2 separate regions of the Homo sapiens genome follow, and region 1 is linked to region 2. Evidence: chromatin loops called from intact Hi-C (ENCODE). Cell type or tissue: Panc1. All regions are shown on one strand. Each heading gives the region's core, and the rest is flanking DNA. Links, peaks and the distances in the headings are about the cores only. Region 1 has its middle 6.4 kb from the start of SNX10. Region 2 overlaps NFE2L3 (NFE2 like bZIP transcription factor 3).

Region 1 (2,929 bases), core at 177-2,676, 100 kb after region 2:
AATCTATACATACATATATTTGTGTATCTTATAAATCTATACATACATATATTTGTGTATCTTATAAATATATACATACATATATTTGTGTATCTTATAAATATATACATACATATATTTGTGTATCTTATAAATCTATACATACATATATTTGTGTATCTTATAAATATATACATACATATATTTGTGTATCATAAATATATACATACATATATTTGTATATCTTATAAATATATACATACATATATTTGTATATCTTATAAATATATACATACATATATTTATATATTATATATAGTGTATATAGAGAAATATATAGTATATATATAAATATATATATATTGTCTGTGTGTGTGTGTGTGTATATATATATATATATATATATATTTTTTTTTTTTTTTGACAGGGTCTTACTCTGTCACCCAGGCTGGAGTGCAGTGGCATGATAACAGCTCACTGCAGCTTCCACCTCCTGGGTTCAAGCAGTCCTCTCAACTCAGCCTGCTGAGAAGCTAGGACCACAGGTGTGCACCACTGTGCTTGGCTATTTTTTTTTTTAATTTATTTTTTGCAGAGATAAGGTCTCACTATGTTGCCCAAGCTAGGCTTGAATTCCTGGGTTCAGGCCTCTGGCCTTGGCCTCCCAACATACTGGAATTACAGGCATGAGTCACCGCGCCTGGCCTGTTTATACATTGTTGAATGCACTCTACGTAACATTTGAATGGTTCAAAAGGATATACATTAAAAAGCAATCTTCCTCTCATGTTTGCCCTTACCTCCTTATTTCTCCTCACCAAAGTTCATCCTTTCAGAGGAATTTCATACATATACATAGGTTGGTTGTTAAAAAAAAAACTTAGTCCTATGTATGTCCATTCACAGAAAATTGTATAAATGAGTATAAGTATACTTTCTTCTGCAAAAGTTGTCATAAAGAGATTTGGATATTATGCAACCATTTATTTAGGAAAGATGAGCTGTGCACTAAAAACAACGACATCAAAATCATGTTTATGAAGCTCTTTCCTACTCTGCTGCAGTCCTGGACTTAGTAATTTCTATCTATTATTTCGTAATGACAACCCTGTTGGATAGGTACTATTTCACAGATAAGAAAACTGAGGCTTAGAGACATGAAGTGACTTGCCTAAAGAATTTGGGGATTAGACAGAAGCTTTTCAGCGCTGGAGCCTGAGCCTTAACCACCGTACTCTACTACCTCCACATGGTTATAGACTATAATGCACCCAATATCCAGAACTAGTACCACGTGTACAGGTACTAAAGGCTATATGCAGAGCACTAAAGAAAACCAAACCCACCCAAGACAAAAAAAACCCAGCTTCTCCATGCAAGAAGATGGCTTCTCTACTGGTCTCTTGTTCTTTGGTTGAGTGTTGGTGCCAATTATACCATACTGCAATTTATATCAAAAGCTTAGAAATTAGATGATTGGGAATGGGTTTATGTTTGATATGCTCAGTAATGGCTAAGGTTTGTTTTGTTTTTGTCAGTTTTAATCAACCAATTTATTTTTAGTTTATAATAATAAAATAAAATTCACCATTGAAACCAATGCTTTTAAAATGCAGCTTTTTTTTTTCTTTTTTCTTTTCTTCTTTTTTTTTTTGAGACAGAGTGTCACTATGTCATCCAGGCTGAAATGCAGTGGCTGATCTCAGCTCACTGCAACCTCTGCCTCCCAGGTTCAAGTGAGTCTCTTCCCTCAGCTGCCCCAGTAGCTGGGACTACAAGTGTGCGCCACCACGCCTGGCTAATTTTTGTAGTTTTTAGTAAAGATGGGGTTTCACCATGTTGGCCAGGCTGGTCTTGAACTCCTGACCTCAAGTGATCTGCCCGCCTCGGCCTCCCAAAGTGCTGGGATTACAGGCATGAGCCACCACGTTAGGCCTTAAAATGTAGCTTTTGATAATGCAAGGGCTTTTTTGTTTTTGTTTTCTCTTTCCCAGGAATGAAGTTACTTTGGTAGAGCAGAATGAGCAGGACATCACTGCAGAGCATCCCTTGGTGGTCCTGGGGAATATTGGGCAAGGTGCCTACCTCTGCTTGGGTGTGTGCTCCTGTCAGTCGTGTAAAGCCAAATGAACATGTAGCAAGTCGTGTGGTGATAATTCCCATTATAGACACTTTAGCATTTACAGTGAGGATTGGTCTTCTTACTTGCAACTTCTGTAAGTGATAAAATGTGAGGATGTGAGATGCCCTTAGTGCTTCAACTTTGAAACAAAAATTTCAACTACTCCTTTTTCATATGTCTGAATTGTTACCATTTGCAAATATTTCTCTGAGTAGATTGGAATCTTGTTAATATTGAGCAATCAAATAGAGGGAAAAAAATGGGATGTTGAAACTGATAGGAGAGTCCAACGATCTTTCACAAATCCCTGATTTCAAATCTTGGTGTTCAACAAAACAGTTTCCAATGGTCATTGATTTCTCTATAATTAGCAAATGCTACAAAATTGAATTCATCAGATAAACGTATAGTAATGGAATTGTGTTTTTCTTTGTTTTATAAATGGGGTTCATTTGAAGAAAGGGTTCTGATGCTAAAGGCGTTCGAAAAACCAGTAAATTGGATCACTGTAGAGAGGCTACTGTAGGATTCTGAGAGTTGAGAGTGTCTGCAGGAGAATAGAACACAGAAGGTGAGTTCCACCATGATCTGGCCAAGACGAAATGTATGGATCTTGGACCTGAGTGGATCAAAGGAAGGGATTGGGTCAAAGGAAGTGCCAAAGTTAGCGTGTTTGGGGTGTTAACTGGGAGAACAGTAGTCCACTAACAAGAATAAGGAGGTGGGTGGATGGATGAGAAGTTAAACCCTTTCGTCTTACAAACAGGTAAGGTCACTCAAAACGTTTTTCTAGTCTTTTTTGGAGAGGCGTGCATAGGTTAAATATTT
Region 2 (2,929 bases), core at 189-2,688:
ACTAAAAATACAAAAATTAGCCAGACGTGGTGGTGCACAGCTGTAATCCCAGCTACTCCGGAGGCTAAGGCAGGAGAATCCTTTGAACCTGGGAGGCAGAGGGTGTAGTGAGCCGAGATTGCACCACTGCACTCCATTCTGGGCCAGAGTGAGATCCGTCTCAAAATATAATAAAAAGTAGAACTTCCAACCAAGGAACATAATAGCATAAAAATCCAGTGTGGAAATAATACCTGGTGATCCTTTAAAGATAAAGCCTAAAGCCCCAACCAGTTCAGTCTTTTATGTGAAAGATGCACTTTTTGTGTTTCTCTACAGAGACATCTGAATGGGACAGATACTTCTTTCTCTCTGGAAGACTTATTCCAGTTGCTTTCATCACAGCCTGAAAATTCACTGGAGGTAATTGGAACTTTGGCTTTTATCCTCGCAGGAACATATCTGCACTGACCTTTTGGTGAACAAATACAACTCCTTTACTTGGATGACACAGCAGTTTAAAGTAATGCTTATTTTTACAGAAGCACTTCAGCTTAGAATTAACCAAATATGTATAGCATTCCTCTTTCCAAATAATCCCAAAGGTATAATCAAATTTAGACTAGTCATGGAAAACAGCGTGGAGATTTCTCAAAAAACTAAAAGAATTATCAGGTATTTATCCAAAGGAAAGGAAATCAGTGTATCAAAGGGACACCTGCACCCCCATGTTTATTGCAGCAATATTCACAATAGCCTTGTAGTTTTAGCGCTTAGAGGCATTTAAACAGCCTCTCTCCTCCAGACTACTTCACTGTAGTTTATTATCCCTGACCCTCCACAATGTGATTACCAACCGCTAGGATGAGTTGCATCTTATTATAAAGTAGCAAATTACAAGATTGTAACATTAGACTTTTTAAGAAAATCCAGTCAGCTTTTATACTAATCCATCTTAATTTCTAGGTTACTCAGAATTCCAGGTATTCTGATTTGGACTCACATCTCGTATTGTATTGCCTGTATTTAACTAGGAAGTTACTGCCAACAGCATCTATCTCTATTAAATGTAGAGGAATTGACAAAAGAGGGGAAAGAAAGTTGTTAGGTAATAGAACTGCTTCAGAAATAGGGCTATTCATGTTTGAAGTGTTTCTCCTTCGTTTTTCAGGGCATCTCATTGGGAGATATTCCTCTTCCAGGCAGTATCAGTGATGGCATGAATTCTTCAGCACATTATCATGTAAACTTCAGCCAGGCTATAAGTCAGGATGTGAATCTTCATGAGGCCATCTTGCTTTGTCCCAACAATACATTTAGAAGAGATCCAACAGCAAGGACTTCACAGTCACAAGAACCATTTCTGCAGTTAAATTCTCATACCACCAATCCTGAGCAAACCCTTCCTGGAACTAATTTGACAGGATTTCTTTCACCGGTTGACAATCATATGAGGAATCTAACAAGCCAAGACCTACTGTATGACCTTGACATAAATATATTTGATGAGATAAACTTAATGTCATTGGCCACAGAAGACAACTTTGATCCAATCGATGTTTCTCAGCTTTTTGATGAACCAGATTCTGATTCTGGCCTTTCTTTAGATTCAAGTCACAATAATACCTCTGTCATCAAGTCTAATTCCTCTCACTCTGTGTGTGATGAAGGTGCTATAGGTTATTGCACTGACCATGAATCTAGTTCCCATCATGACTTAGAAGGTGCTGTAGGTGGCTACTACCCAGAACCCAGTAAGCTTTGTCACTTGGATCAAAGTGATTCTGATTTCCATGGAGATCTTACATTTCAACACGTATTTCATAACCACACTTACCACTTACAGCCAACTGCACCAGAATCTACTTCTGAACCTTTTCCGTGGCCTGGGAAGTCACAGAAGATAAGGAGTAGATACCTTGAAGACACAGATAGAAACTTGAGCCGTGATGAACAGCGTGCTAAAGCTTTGCATATCCCTTTTTCTGTAGATGAAATTGTCGGCATGCCTGTTGATTCTTTCAATAGCATGTTAAGTAGATATTATCTGACAGACCTACAAGTCTCACTTATCCGTGACATCAGACGAAGAGGGAAAAATAAAGTTGCTGCGCAGAACTGTCGTAAACGCAAATTGGACATAATTTTGAATTTAGAAGATGATGTATGTAACTTGCAAGCAAAGAAGGAAACTCTTAAGAGAGAGCAAGCACAATGTAACAAAGCTATTAACATAATGAAACAGAAACTGCATGACCTTTATCATGATATTTTTAGTAGATTAAGAGATGACCAAGGTAGGCCAGTCAATCCCAACCACTATGCTCTCCAGTGTACCCATGATGGAAGTATCTTGATAGTACCCAAAGAACTGGTGGCCTCAGGCCACAAAAAGGAAACCCAAAAGGGAAAGAGAAAGTGAGAAGAAACTGAAGATGGACTCTATTATGTGAAGTAGTAATGTTCAGAAACTGATTATTTGGATCAGAAACCATTGAAACTGCTTCAAGAATTGTATCTTTAAGTACTGCTACTTGAATAACTCAGTTAACGCTGTTTTGAAGCTTACATGGACAAATGTTTAGGACTTCAAGATCACACTTGTGGGCAATCTGGGGGAGCCACAACTTTTCATGAAGTGCATTGTATACAAAATTCATAGTTATGTCCAAAGAATAGGTTAACATGAAAACCCAGTAAGACTTTCCATCTTGGCAGCCATCCTTTTTAAGAGTAAGTTGGTTACTTCAAAAAGAGCAAACACTGGGGATCAAATTATTTTAAGAGGTATTTCAGTTTTAAATGCAAAATAGCCTTATTTTCATTTAGTTTGTTAGCACTATAGTGAGCTTTTCAAACACTATTTTAATCTTTATATTTAACTTATAAATTTTGCTTTCTATGGAAATAAATTTTGTATTTGTATTAAAAATTAACTTTTCCCTTTTAT

Evidence for each region. Peaks named below come from ENCODE experiments on the same cell type or tissue, not always from the same donor. Only the 100,000 strongest peaks of a DNase experiment are listed, where the experiment ranks them.
Region 1: a loop joins it to region 2, with 2.3 times the contacts of the local background. A loop is called at or near these places in 5 of 110 quality-filtered maps.

Annotation. Positions count from the first base shown.
Region 1 is chr7:26,284,019-26,286,947 of GRCh38, forward strand. No RefSeq gene overlaps it. Among named protein-coding and RNA genes, the nearest start is that of SNX10, 6.4 kb to the right of the region's middle. In Panc1, for the core only: CTCF peaks have their summits at 1,237 and 1,441; a DNase peak (open chromatin) is centred at 1,223.
Region 2 is chr7:26,183,383-26,186,311 of GRCh38, forward strand. It overlaps NFE2L3 (NFE2 like bZIP transcription factor 3), which reads left to right. Exons shown (of 4, transcript NM_004289.7): 3 at 319-402; 4 at 1,151-2,929. The coding sequence ends at 2,401. Among named protein-coding and RNA genes, the nearest start is that of HNRNPA2B1, 16 kb to the right of the region's middle. RefSeq lists enhancers at 2,189-2,238, 2,259-2,488. In Panc1, for the core only: no CTCF peak of the experiment used is centred there; no DNase peak of the experiment used is centred there; H3K27ac peaks cover 195 bases.